Regions from separate parts of the Homo sapiens genome. Here all the other regions are linked to region 3. Evidence: chromatin contacts called from ENCODE Hi-C or POLR2A ChIA-PET data. All regions are on one chromosome and are shown on one strand. The core of a region is the stretch at or near the end of the contact, and the rest is flanking DNA. Distances in the headings are between cores, read along the strand shown. Region 1 has its middle 110 kb from the start of SNORD17. Region 2 overlaps LOC105372548 (a long non-coding RNA gene). Region 3 has its middle 4.9 kb from the start of BFSP1.

Region 1 (4,018 bases), core at 1,014-3,513, 320 kb after region 3:
CACAAATCTCCAAAAAATGTTTATTGAAAAAAATCCATGTAGAAGAGGACCTGTGCAGTTCAAACCCATGTTGTTCAAGGGTCACCTGTAGTTGCAAAGGTGATGGAAGAGCTGAAAACCTAAACGGGAGGGTAGAGCAACCCAGAAAGTAGAAACTGCTACTTCCCCAGGGCTAGAGGAACAAGGGAAGAGAGGGTATTATTAGGAGCCGAAGTTATGGAGGAGACTTGGCCACTGCTGGAGGCATCACCTGAAACAGAAAGGGCTGGAGAGAGAATATTCCTGGCTTCTCTCTTCTACCAAGCTCAATCTCCTGCCACTGCTTCCCATTGACTGAACTTGTCAGGAAGCCAGGGTGCAGGGGAGCCTGGGAAATGTAGTCCACAGAGGTCAGGGCCGTGCAACACAGCACAGCAGAGAAGGATGAGGGATGGATCTGAGGACAAACAGGAAAGTGACAGTCTCCACCGCCTGAGCTGTGTGATGGGGATGAGAAGGGCCCTGTGCCTACCTGAAGGCAGAAGATTGTCTCAGCTGACAGCTTTGCGTCTTTTCTGATTCCTACAGAAATGGAGAGCATGAGCAGCAAGGGAGAAGTCTTTGTCACCCTATCCCCAACAGGAGGGGACTGTGGGAGAATGATCTTAGGTGGGGAGATGACCTGTGGTCTGGGGAACCAGGATGGCTGGGTTCTTGAGAGGCCCTGCCAGCCAGAGCTGGAGATCAATCCCCGCATTAGCAAGAGCAAACATCCAGCACTGTGGGGAAGTCACTATAGTAGCTGCCATAGATGAAGCATCCACTGGTCCAGGAACTAACCTTCATGCTTTAGGTGGATTATTTCATGTAATCCTTTTTTATTTTATTTATTTATTTATTTATTTGAGATGGAGTCTCGCTGTTTCTCCCAGGCTGGAGTGCAGTGGCGCCATCTTGGCTCACTGCAAGCTCCTCCTCCCACGTTCACACCATTCTCCTGCCTCAGCCTGGCAAGTAGCTGGGACTACAGGCGCCCGCCACCATGCCCGGCTAATTTTTTGTATTTTTAGTAGAGACGGGGTTTCACCATGTTAGCCAGGATGGTCTCGATCTCCTGACCTCGTGATCCACCTGCCTTGGCCTCCCAAAGTGCTGGGATTACAGGTGTGAGCCACCATGCCTGGCCTCATGTAATCCTTTTGATAACCCTTTGAGATAAGCACCAAGGGTGTTCCATAAAACCTAAAAAAAATTATAGCCAAAAAAAAAAGATTGTTCCAGTACACATATAACTGAACAAAAAAGTCCTGAAACTGAAAAATGAAAAATCCCAGAAGGTCTGAGTGTAGTGTGGCTGCTTGAGGCCAAATTAGACCTTCTGGTCAACATGATTTCCTGTAAGTGAATAGATAAAAATAAGCTTCTGTATATGTTCTATGTATTGAATCATACAGTATCACTATATATGTTTTTTCATTCAATATTTCTTACAATCCAGCATTGTAAAAGTTTCACATGACATGACACTTTAGAGGAAGAAATGGAAAATCAGGCTGGATGTGGTGCCTCACACTTGTAATCCCAGCAATTTGGGAGGCCAAGGCCAGAGGATCTGTTGAGCCCAGGAGTTCAAGACCAGCCTGGGCAACATGGTGAAACCCCATTTCTACAAATAATAAAAAAAAATTATCCAAGCATGGTGGTGCATGCCTGTAGTCCCAACTACTCCAGAGGCTGAGGTGGGAGGGTCACTTGAGCCCAGGAAGTTGAGGATGTAATGAGCCGAGATCATGCCACTGCACTCCAGCCTGGGTGACAGAGTGAGACCCTGTTGAAAGAAAGAGAGAAAGAGAGAAAAGAAAGAAAGAAAAGAAAAAGAGAGAAAGAAAGAAAGAAAGAGAGAGAGAGGGAGACAGAGAGGGAGGGAGGGAGGGAGGGAGGGAGGGAGGGAGGGAGGGAGGGAGGGACAGAAAGAAATGGAAGATCAGAGAAGTGGAATAACCTCCTAGGATCACACAGCTTGTGAATGAGAGGCACTGAGTTGCTCAGTGATGGAGTGTCTAATGTTGGGTGTGTATGTACTGACTGTGTCCCAAGGCCAATTATAACTTGGGGAAGGCACCACTACCTCCCTGTCATACAATGGGTACATTGTCTGTCAATGGCACGTGGTTGTACACACCTCCAGGGGTAAACAATCAAAAGTCAGGAGCCTCTCCAGCTCTCCCTCATAAAAATACTGTATCCTCTAGGGAGTGGGGTTCTCTAGTCCAGCCCCATGTGATATGCAGTCCCAGTGGGGCCGGGAGATTTGCCCAAGGTCACACAGCTGGTTAGAGGGGAACCACACACCACCACGTCCTGCAGCTGCAAATCTGTTTCATGGCCTGCTTCCTCTCTTCTTCCCTAGAATGCCTTTTTTTTCTACCACAGAGTTTCTACAGTTCAAACCTGGAGGGCAGGTTGGGTTTTGTTTTGTTTTTCACACACTCCTTCACAGATTACAGGAGAGATTTTACTCTTGAACTGAAAGTAGAAAATTATTGTTAGCTTTAACACACAGCTCTTTCTCTCTTCCCCAACCCAGATACATTAGGATCCTCTTGTCCTATCAAAAAAAAAATAGTAATAATAATAATAATAATAATAATAATAATTCTATGGGGCAGAAAAGAGAAGAATTTGTGAGTTTCCCATTCCTGGCTGGACATTTCCCACAAATGGCAGTTAAGTCTTCATTGACTAATAGGAAAAGAGCAGCTCCAGCCGCATGACTTCACGGCACAGGCAAAGTCAAAGGCAAGGAGAGCTCACCTTAACTCTGGTGTATAGACACAGACTCCATGCCTCTTGTCCAACTCTTCCATCAGGGAGCCAGAACGTCCACATCTTCCAGGTTCCTGTAGGCTGTGTTTAGGGAGAGATGTAAGACTCTACTGGAACTTACGTGCTGGGAGGGCCAATGGTGCTGACACTTGGTCTTCTTGCTCTTGGCTGATGGATAGCAGGGAATATGAAGCTATCTATATCTCACTCAGATAGAGATGGACATTCCAGTCAAAAGCTAAGCTACTTCTGAATGCAAAGATGGTGTATCAGCTTTTGCTGCATAACAAACCACTCCAAAATGTAGTGGTTAAAATAACTATTGTTTATTTAGCTCATGAGTCCTCATATTAGCCATTTGGGTTGTGCTTAGCTGGGCTCATTCCTATGTCTTTGGTCAGCTGCTGGGTTTGCTGGGCCTGTCTGATCTGGGATGGCTCAGCTGAGACAGTATGCCTCTGCTCCACGTGGTCTCTCATCCTCAGCAGCATAGCCTGAGCTTTATGCACAGTAGCCTGGGCTTTATCCATGGTAACCAACAGGCTCCCAAGACAAGAGCAGCAGTACTCAGGGCCTCTTGAGGCCCAGGCTTGGAACTGTCATAAGGTGACTCCCAACATATTCCAATGGCTAAGTCAAGTCAAAAGGCCATCCCTGATTCAAGGACTGGAAATCAGCCCCAGAAGCTACAAAGTCACATTGGAAAGGGGCATAGATTTAGGGAGGGGGAAGGATTGTCACCATGTTTGCAAATGATCTTCCCCTATATCCATTTAAAATTCTTCTAGGAACAAAGTAGGGGTTTCAGGAAAAAAAAAAGTGTTGAATCAAATAATACACCCAAGTAAGAGTTTGTGGCACCAGCCTGTTGCACGCCTACTAAATGCAAGCCTTAAGCCTCTGCAGTGGGTAGACCCTAAGCAGTAGCAAGCTGGAGCCTGCTAGCACTGACTCATGAAAGCCAACTGTTAAATGCTCAGGAATTTTTTGAGCCAGTTGTTAAACCATCATAGCTTGAAACTGACCATGGTGGGAGCGTTTACACCATGGGAATTGGCTAGCACTACAAATCAGGGTGCTTTTTCTCCTGGAGAGCTGGTTTACCCACACACCATCCCCGTTAAGCTGAAGGAAATACTGTCTCTTCCAACTTGAGGAGTAAGACAGATACACAATGGAAGATTATCACATGCCAATCAGGCATGATGACTTC
Region 2 (4,510 bases), core at 372-2,871, 340 kb after region 3:
CACTTTGGGAGGCCATGGCGGGTGGATCACTTGAGGTCAGGAGTTTGAGACCACCTGGGCAACATGGTAAAACCCCATCTCTACTAAAAATGCAAAAATTAGCCAGGCATGGTGGCTCATGCCTGTAATCCCAGCTACTCGGGAGGCTGAGGTATGAGAATCATTTGAACCTGGGAGGTGGAGGTTGCAGCAAGCCGAGATCACACCACTGCACTCCAGCCTGGGAGACAGAGCAAAGTTCCGTCTCAAAACAAACAAAAAAAAAACCTACAGCTTTTTGTGTGTCAATCATACCTCCACACTATGGTTTAAAAAAAGCATGTGATTTGGAGATGGATGCTCTGTGGATTGGTAATAAGTTAGATGTAGGAGACAAGGACATGGGAGAAATCAAGAACAACCCCCAGGCTTCAGGCTTGAGCTACCTCTGGGTTCATGGGACCACTTACTGGGGATGGGAGGGCAGGGCAGGATCAGACTAGAGAGGGGAACCAAGGCTTCTGTTTCTGGTGCTGTTAAATTTGGGAGGATTATTTGAGCCTGAAGTGGAGATTATGGTTATCCAAGCCTGGAGATTCCGGAATTAAGGGAAGGTCTGGCTGTGGCGTTACCAGCACCTGGGTGGAATTTAAAGCCATGGTTCTGGATGCAACCTTGTAGGAAGTGAGAGTTCAGAGAGCAGAGACAACTGTCCAGAGCTAGACCTTGAAGACTCCTCAACGCTGAAGGTCACCGAGAGGAGGGACAGCCAAGGAAACTGAGTCGCAGCAGCCGTGGAGGCAGGCGGGTGAGCACAGAGGGCAACAGAGGGGAGGTTTCTCTGAGCAGCGGGGGTGGCCGCGTTGGATGTTACTAGGAGGACTGATAAGATGGGAAGGGGCAGCCAAAGCCAGCCTGCAGTGAATTGAAGGGGGAACATGAGGAGAGGAAGCCGAGGCAGCCAACGTACCCACCACCGTCAGGAAGCCCTGCAGTGCTGGCTGGGGCAGGGGGCAGATTGAGTAGAGGCCACCGGAGGGCCAGTAAGATTGGGCAGGTCTTCATCGGTGACCTTTGGATGGGTTCCCTGCCTGGAAACATAGAGACAAATCCTGACTGCCCTTGAATTGGCAGTGGGACCTCAGGCAAATTGAGTTGAGTGAGAGATAGTATATAAGGGTGTTTTAATGTGTGCTGAGTGATACAGAGTGGGAGGGATGAACACCCCATGGTAGGTACATGCACACAGGGGGACCCCGCTCAGCAACAGCAGGGGACAAGCTACTGAAACCCACAGCAACGAGGACAGATTTCAGAATCGCTACAGGGAGGGAAAGAAGCCAGAATTCAGAAGGGCACCTGCAGTACAAATCATTTCTAAGAAGTTTTAGAACAGGAAACACTCATCTATAATGAAATAAAAACCTGAACAGGGGTTGCCGCAGGGGGCAGTGTGGGGGTGGCCTGACTGGCAAGGGACACGAAGGAACCTTCTGAGGGGACGGGAACATCCTTCCCTTGGGAGGAGTCTGATTTAACAGATGTCTGCATTTGTCACAATCCAGCAAATGGTGCACTTAAGATTGGAACATTTCACTCTATGTAAATTTTACCTAAAATGAACTATAAAGGCATTCCTGAATGCTACTTAATGATATACATGTGGAGACCTTTGGGAGTGAAGTGTACTGAGGTTTGTGGCTCCCCTTGAAAGGTGGAAAACAATAAGATGAAGTAATGGGTAGATGCAGAGCTGTGTGATGAAGAGATACAGTAAAATGCCATCTAGGGGGTACATATGTGGGTGTTCACTGGAAAATGCATTCAACTTTTCTGTGTGTTTGAAAATCTTTATAATAAAATGTTGAGGGGAAATTTAAAAAAAAGGATGTGAAACTACTTTTCTTTTCTTTTTTTTTTTTTTTTTTTGAGACAGAGTTTCGCTCTTTGTTGCCCAGGCTGGAGTGCAGTGGTGTGATCTCGGCTCACTAAAACCTCCGCCTCCTGGGTTCAAGAGATTCTCCTGTCTCAGCTTCCCAAGTAGCTGGGATTACAGGCACCCACCACCACACCCGGCTAATTTTTGTATTTTTAGTAGAGACAGGGTTTCACCATGTTGGCCAGGCTGGTCTTGAACTCCTGACGTCAGGTGATCTGTCCACCTCGGCCTCCCAAAGTGCTGGGTTTACAGGTGTGAGCCGCTGCGCCTGGCCAAGAAGACTTTTCATCCAATGCAAAGATACTTGTTGGGCACCTGCCATTATGTCAGGTGCTGCAAGGCAGGGGACGCAGTGCTGATGGAGATGTCCAAAGCTATGGCACGAGGCATCATCCAAGTGACAGGCAACTGAGCCAGCTCCTCAGAGCAGAGCGCTGTCGTTGTCCCTTCTCAGAGAGGACACCCAGGGCCAGAGGCAAAGGAGGAAAGCACAAGTGGGTCTGCTAGGAACTAATTTAAAGAAGCAAGTCAGCTGGGCTCGGTGGCTCACACCTATACTCCCAGCGCTTTGGGAGGCCAAGGCAGGAGGATCACGAGCCCAGGCATTCAAGGCCAGCCTGAGCAGCATGGCAAGACCCTATCTCTACAAACAAAAATTAAAAAAAAAAAAAAAAAAAAGAACAAGTCTCTGGGGCCTGTGCAAAGGGCAGCAGGGTGACTGGGTCCCCGGAGATTTGGGTTGGGATATTCAACACGTGCCTCGGAGAATGAAAATACAGTCAGGTTTGGGAACAACCACTTCAACCCCAGGGGTTGAAATATGCCCCCATCTAACTGCCCACTGCTCGGGGCTTCTGAACGTTTCAGCCCCTCCGTTATAAACAAGGGAACAGGAAACCCAGGATTGCCCTCCCCACCAAAGGTGTATCTGTAGGAATGTTCACCATAGCCTTGTTTTTTGTTTGTTTGTTTTTTTGAGACAGAGTCTCTCTCTGTCACCCAGGCTGGAGTGCAGTGGCACAATCTCGGCTCACTAAAACCTCTGTCTCTCAGGTTCAAGCGATTCTCCAGCCTCAGCCTCCTGAGTAGCTGGGATTACAGGTGCCTGCCACGACACTTGACTAATTTTTGTATTTTTAGTAGAGATGGGGTTTTGCCATCTTGGCCAGGCTGGTCTCGAACTCCTGACCTCAGGTGATATGCCTGTCTCAGCCTCTCACAGTGCTAGGATTACAGGCATGAGCCACCGCGCCCAGACCCCATGGCCTTGTTTTTAAGAGTGAACATGTGGCAGCCGCTGCCACATGCAGCTACAGGGGACTGGGTCAGTCATTTATGATGGTTTAAAGTGCAATGGAACTCCATGCAACTGTCAGAATTAGTGAAATAAATCTATAGGTCCTGGACCTTGAACTGCCCAAAACTTAATATATTGTTAAATATATATACACACACAGACATATAATATGTACATTATGATCCCATTTACATAAAACTATATGTAGGTAAATGTGTGTAGATACATATATATAGGTGTGAATATAAATATATATAAATACACACGCACACACAGAGCACCATAATAAAGTTCACCAAAATGCTAATAACAGTGATCTCTTCATAATGGAATTTGAATCATTTTTTCTTCACTTTCTTCTTGGTATTTTTCTACATTGTTTAAAATTTCACAATAAGTGTATATAATTTTAATGAAGCAATTATTTTTAAAAAAAATAATTGTGCAGGAGGTTTCAGAGTAAGTTGATGTCCACAAAGTGCTTAAGAGACTGTCACTTTGGCCGGGCGCAGTGGCTCACGTCTGTAATCCCAGCACTTTGGGAGGACAAGGCCGGAGGATCACCTGAGGTCAGGAGTTTGAGACCAGCCTGGCCAACATGGTGAAACCCCATCTCTACTAAAAATACAAAAATTAGCCGGGCATGGTGGCGAGCACCTGTAATCTTAGCTACTCAGGAGACTCAGGCAGGAAAATTGCTTGAACCCGGGTGGTGGAGGTTACAATGAGCCGAGATCGCACCATTGCACTCCAGCCTGGGCAACAAGAGCGAGACTCTGTCTCAAAAAAAAAGAGAGACTGTCACTTAGCCCCCGCCATGGTGGTGGAGGCCTGAGTCAGGGAGAGGTTGGGGAGGTGGGCTAAGGACTCTCTCGAGCTATGACTGAGAGCTCTCCTGTCCCCTCCCTGAGCCCTGAGGCAGGACTGGCTATATTTTTGTGGGGTTCAGTGCAAAATGAAAATGTGGGCCCCTTGTTCAAAAGGTATTAAGAATTCCAAGATAGTGACAGCAGAGTACGAAGCCAAGTGCAAGGGCTCATCTGGGCATGGGACACCATGTGACTCCACAGGTTACAAGCCCATGAGGCTGGCCCTGCCTGGCAGGACCATGTGAGCAAATTACAGAGCAGGGGATGAGGCCAGGAAAATGGTCAAGGAGGAGCTGGTCTGGGCCTTAAGATGCCATGGACCCACACAGACCCTTTCAGTTGACCAGGAATCTTGCCAGAACAAACCTTATAAACATTCATGCTTGTGCATTTGAAACCGTGGCTCCTGAGATGTTAAAAGCCCAA
Region 3 (4,655 bases), core at 1,927-4,426:
GGCGAATCCATACTGACTAATGAAAACACAAGATAATCTGGACAACTTCTAAAATAAAGATCTTAGCAAAATGCTGTGGTTGTATTGTCTAACTTCAGGTGCACTGGGAAATGCAATCCTGCTATGTGCTTAGAAGGAGTGTGCAATATTTGTCAACAGCCCTAAAGACCATATCACTGATAGGAGACCATTCAGTAGGAGTAGAGATCGTATGCATAAGGAAGAAATCATTGCTGAATGAATTTGTTAATTCAAGAGACATGTTCGTAGAGATAGATTCCACAGGACTTGATGAAAGGTCAGCTATGGAAGAGTTACTCTAAATACAGTTGAATGGCACTAGTTTGGGGGCAGGGACAGGAAATGGATGTTTTAGAATAAGAAAGATCTGAGGTTAAGTTCTGGTCCCATCACTTCAGTAAGTGATTTAACCTATCTAGTCCCAGTATGGAGACTGGTAAAATGAGAATAATCACTTATGTAAGTAGGGTAACCACACATCCCAGTTTGCCTAAGACACATTTACACCCACTATCTCAGCGTAAATATAGCAAGCACCATCTTTCACTCTCAAGGGTATCTTGGTTTGTCTGAGAAATACACGTCTTTTATCTGGCCTGCATAACCTGAATATGTAGCCTATATCTGACCATAAGGAATCATCCAGATAAATCCCAAAGAAGGAACATCCTATTAATAAAAACAGAAGGGGGATGGTATTCTATAAAAATGTTAATATCATAAAAGACAAAGAGAAGCTATGAAAATGTTCCAGATTAAAGGAGACTGAAGAGACAGGACATCTAAATGCAGTATAGGGCCGAGTGTGGTGGCTCATGCCTGTAATCCTAGCACTTTGGAGGCTGAGGTGGGTGGATCATCTGAGGTCAGGAGTTCGAGACCAGCCTGGCCAACATGGTGAAACCCCATCTCTACTAATAATACAAAAAATTAGCCGGACGTCGTGGCTTGTGCCTGTAGTCCCAGCTACTCGGGAGGCTGAGACATGAGAATTCCTTGAATCCGGAGGGGTAGAGGTTGCAGTGAGCCAATATCACGCCACTGCACTCCAACCTAGGTGACAGAGTGAGACTCCATCTCAAAAATAAAAATAAATAAATAAATGCAATATGGATCCTAGACTGGATCTTGTATTGGAGGAGAAAAACTGCTATAAAGGTTATCACTAGGTTCATTAACAAAATTAGAATATAAATAGTAGATTAGAACATAAAATTGTATCAAGATTAAATTTACTGAAGTTTATGACTATGCTACAGCTATGTAAAATAATATCATTATTCTTAGAAAATACACTCTGAGGGCTCAGGCTGGGCACGGTGGCTCACGCCTGTAATCCCAGCACTTTGGGAGACCAAGGTGGGCGGATCATGAGGTCAGGAGTTCAAGACCATCCTAGCCAACATGGTGAAACCCCATCTGTACTAAAAATACAAAAAAATTAGCAAGGCATGGTGCTACACACCTGTAGTCCCAGCTACTTGGGAGGCTGAGGCAGGAGAATCACTTGAACCCAGGAGGCAGAGGTTGCAGTGAGTCGAGATAATGCCAATGCACTCCAGCCTGGCAACAGAGCGAGACTTCATCTCAAAAAAAGGAAAATATACTCTGAACTATCTAGGAGCAAAGACCCATGATGTATGCAACTTATTCTCAAATGATTCTGAATAAAATGACATGTATAAATATAAACATAAATAAGTATGAGAGATAGTAAGGAAATTAGACAAAATATTAAGAGGTGAATCTGGGTTGTTTGTACTATTCTTGCCATTTTTCCTAGAAAGTTTGAAATTATTTTCCAAAACACCTGCAAAAAGTGTGATCACCTTTGCAGTATAGACATTTAATAAATATTACTTGCTTTATGTTATAGCTATATATATGTATAATGGCTAAGAGAGGGAGAGGTGCAGAGAGGAGAATGGCTTAGCAAACTGCAGTAACAATAGGAGAAAATGGGCTATAACCATTGAACAATTTTACTTATTTATTTTATTTATGTATTTATTTTTTTAAAAAAACAGGGTCTTGCTATGTTACCCACACTGGTCTCGAACTCCCTGCCCTCAAGCAATCCTCCTGCCTCAGCCTCCCAAAGTGCTGGGATCACAGGTAAGAGTTAGCACACCTGGCCCCACCAAACAATTTTAACCTTGTGGAATATACTATGATATAAATAAAAATGCTTATAACAAACTTGAAGGGGAAAAGAAAAGCAAAATACCAGATGCATGGTAATTTTAGCAGTACAAAAATATCAGAAATTAGTGAAATATGCCAGGTTTAATGTTCATCATATCTTTTATTCCATTTAAAGTTGTTTAAGGCTGGGTGAAGTGGCTCATACCTACAATCCCAGCACTTTGGGAGGCCAAGGCGGGTGGACTGCTTGAGCCCGGAAGTTCAAGACCAGCCTGGGCAACATCGTGAAACCCCATGTCGACAAAAAATATAGGCACATGCCTGTAGTCTCAGATACTCAGGAGGCTGAGGTAGGAGGATTGCTGGAGCCTGGGAGGCAGAGACTGCAGTGAGCTGAGATTGCACCACTGCACTCCAGTCTAGGTGATAGAATGAGACCCTGTCTCAAAAAATAAATAAAATAAAGTTATTTAAATGTAAAATACAGTTTCAAAATTTTTTAATTAACATTTTTCTTCACTAACAAATATCTAAAAGCCTGAGTAAAATAGGCTTAGATGTTTTGCCTTTTAGTCAATTTCATACTCTAGCATTTTGAGCCATCCCTTTCAGTTGAGATACATTCTGAGTTTGCTTTGGACATTTTACAGAAACAAAAGGTAATGGAGGTAATCATATATTCCTTAGAGGTGGGTTTCACGTTAGGTCTCTGCTGCCTACTATTGTGTGACCTTGAACAGGTCAATCTGTTTTCTACAATGATGGACTTAAGCTAAAGAATATCTAAGGTTCCTTTCTGCTTATTATGAGCAGAATTGTATTCCTCCAAATCTCACATGTTGAAGTCCTAACTCCCTCAAAATGTGGCTGCCTTCAGAGATGGGGCCTGTAAAGAGGTAATTGAGGCTGTTAGGGTGGACCCGTCTGTGGTGCTTTGTTCTGGAAGCCCTAGCAAACGAATACACTGCTCTAACACTCTGACTCTGCACCTTTTACCATCCGTCCTTTACCCAGAACATGCAAATGTCTGCCACAAGAGGGCCACCCTATACTAAAATTGAATGCCCTGCCACATGGTCCCACCAGGGTGCAGCTTGAAGCCTTTCCACCAAACTGGACCAACTCAAAAGGTAAGTCAGCCATGGAAAGTGACAGCCCAGGAGTAAAAGGGCAGGCAGACCCCTGGCTCCCGGATCCCTACTATCCCTGCTCCCTGTAGCCAGGCCTCTCCATGAGGCCCCAGTCTCTAAAGACGCACCCGTGAAGTATGCTCAGTGCTCCTGGAAGTGATGAGTCTGTAGGAAGGGTCACAGCAGATGGAGAAACACACTCAGAAGCAAGGCTCTCTCTCCAACTAACTGCACACACGCAGTTGACTCTGAAGAGTTGCTGGAAAATGAAGCCTGAGATTCAAACACTATCAAAGAGAGCACTAAGCATCCAACCTGCTTTTCTCAGGGTCTAATTCAGAAACTGAAGCACCAAAAAAAAAAAAAAAAAAAAACAAATTTGTGTGACAGCAAGTGTGTGCCTGGTGCTTTGACTGACAGGCACCGACAAAAGGCAGGATTACCAAATGTAATGCAGGATCCTAAACTGGACCCTAGACTGCAAAAATAAAATCTATAAGGGACATTGTGATGACAATTGATGAAATTTGAATATGGAATGAGGATTGATAAAAATATTGTAACAGAGTTAAAATGTCTAATTTTAAACATTGTATTACGACATGTAAGAAAATGACCTTGGCTGGGTGCTGTGGCTCACCCCTGTAATCCCAGCACTTTGGGAGGTCGAGGCAGGAGGGTTACTTGAGCCCAGGAATCCAAGACCAGCCTGGGCAATATAATGAGACCCTGTCTCTACCCCCAAAAATACAAAAATTGGCCGGGCATGGTGGCACATGTCTGTAGTTCCAGCTACTTGGGAGGCTGAGATGAGAGGATCACTTGAGCCTGGGAGGCAGAGGTTGCCGTGAGCCAAGACTGTGCCACTGCACTCCAGCCTGGGTGACAGAAGGACACTGTGTCTCAAAAGAAAAAAAAAAGAAAGAGAGAAAGGAAAGGAAAGGAAAGGAGGAAGGAAGAAAGGGAAGGGAAGGAAGGAAAGAAAATGACCTCGTTCATAGGAAACTGGTTTGGGGATGAGGCATGATGTCCAACTTACTCTCAATGGTTCAAAAAATAAATAATAGATATGCATTTATGTTGATATAAACATATATAAATAAATACATAAAATAATAAAGCAAATGATTGGTGGATTTAGGTAAGAGGTATAGAAGTTCCTTTTACTCCTCCTGCAACTTTTCCATAAGTTTGAAATTGTAACAAAAGAAAAAGTTACCTCTCAAAATCCCAACACCTCCAGGAAAATTGTGCTGAGAACAGGTGTTTCTTAATGATAGCAAGAAAACGCAAAAATCTTCCTTTGATTCACCAGATGGTATCATGATCTCAGCAACCAGGATTTCATTGACAACCACG

The links. Hi-C counts contacts between places; a loop is a spot of excess contacts on that map. ChIA-PET counts read pairs that join two places held with the same protein, here RNA polymerase II (POLR2A). Pooled maps may share reads with other maps.
Region 1: a map with no recorded cell type shows a loop between it and region 3 (4-fold over the local background). The contact joins two enhancer-like sites. A Hi-C loop is called at or near these places in 1 of 37 single-sample maps with no recorded cell type and 6 of 50 pooled maps. POLR2A ChIA-PET finds 5 or more read pairs at or near these places in 2 of 52 experiments (HepG2 and Panc1).
Region 2: a loop to region 3 is called in a pooled map, with 3 times the contacts of the local background. The contact joins two enhancer-like sites. A Hi-C loop is called at or near these places in 2 of 50 pooled maps. POLR2A ChIA-PET finds 5 or more read pairs at or near these places in 2 of 52 experiments (BJ and activated B cell).

Annotation. Positions count from the first base shown.
Region 1 is chr20:17,854,093-17,858,110 of GRCh38, forward strand. No RefSeq gene overlaps it. Among named protein-coding and RNA genes, the nearest start is that of SNORD17, 110 kb to the right of the region's middle. Within about 2 kb of position 2,264, at least 11 of the 41 ENCODE cell types and tissues checked have a DNase peak (open chromatin) inside an H3K27ac peak, as active enhancers do.
Region 2 is chr20:17,877,595-17,882,104 of GRCh38, forward strand. It overlaps LOC105372548 (a long non-coding RNA gene), which reads left to right. Exons shown (of 4, transcript XR_937297.3): 3 at 661-787. Among named protein-coding and RNA genes, the nearest start is that of SNORD17, 83 kb to the right of the region's middle. RefSeq lists an enhancer at 4,455-4,510. Within about 2 kb of position 1,622, at least 4 of the 41 ENCODE cell types and tissues checked have a DNase peak (open chromatin) inside an H3K27ac peak, as active enhancers do.
Region 3 is chr20:17,533,920-17,538,574 of GRCh38, forward strand. It overlaps a transcript of BFSP1 not described here. Among named protein-coding and RNA genes, the nearest start is that of BFSP1, 4.9 kb to the left of the region's middle. RefSeq lists a silencer at 3,268-3,337. Within about 2 kb of position 3,177, at least 6 of the 41 ENCODE cell types and tissues checked have a DNase peak (open chromatin) inside an H3K27ac peak, as active enhancers do.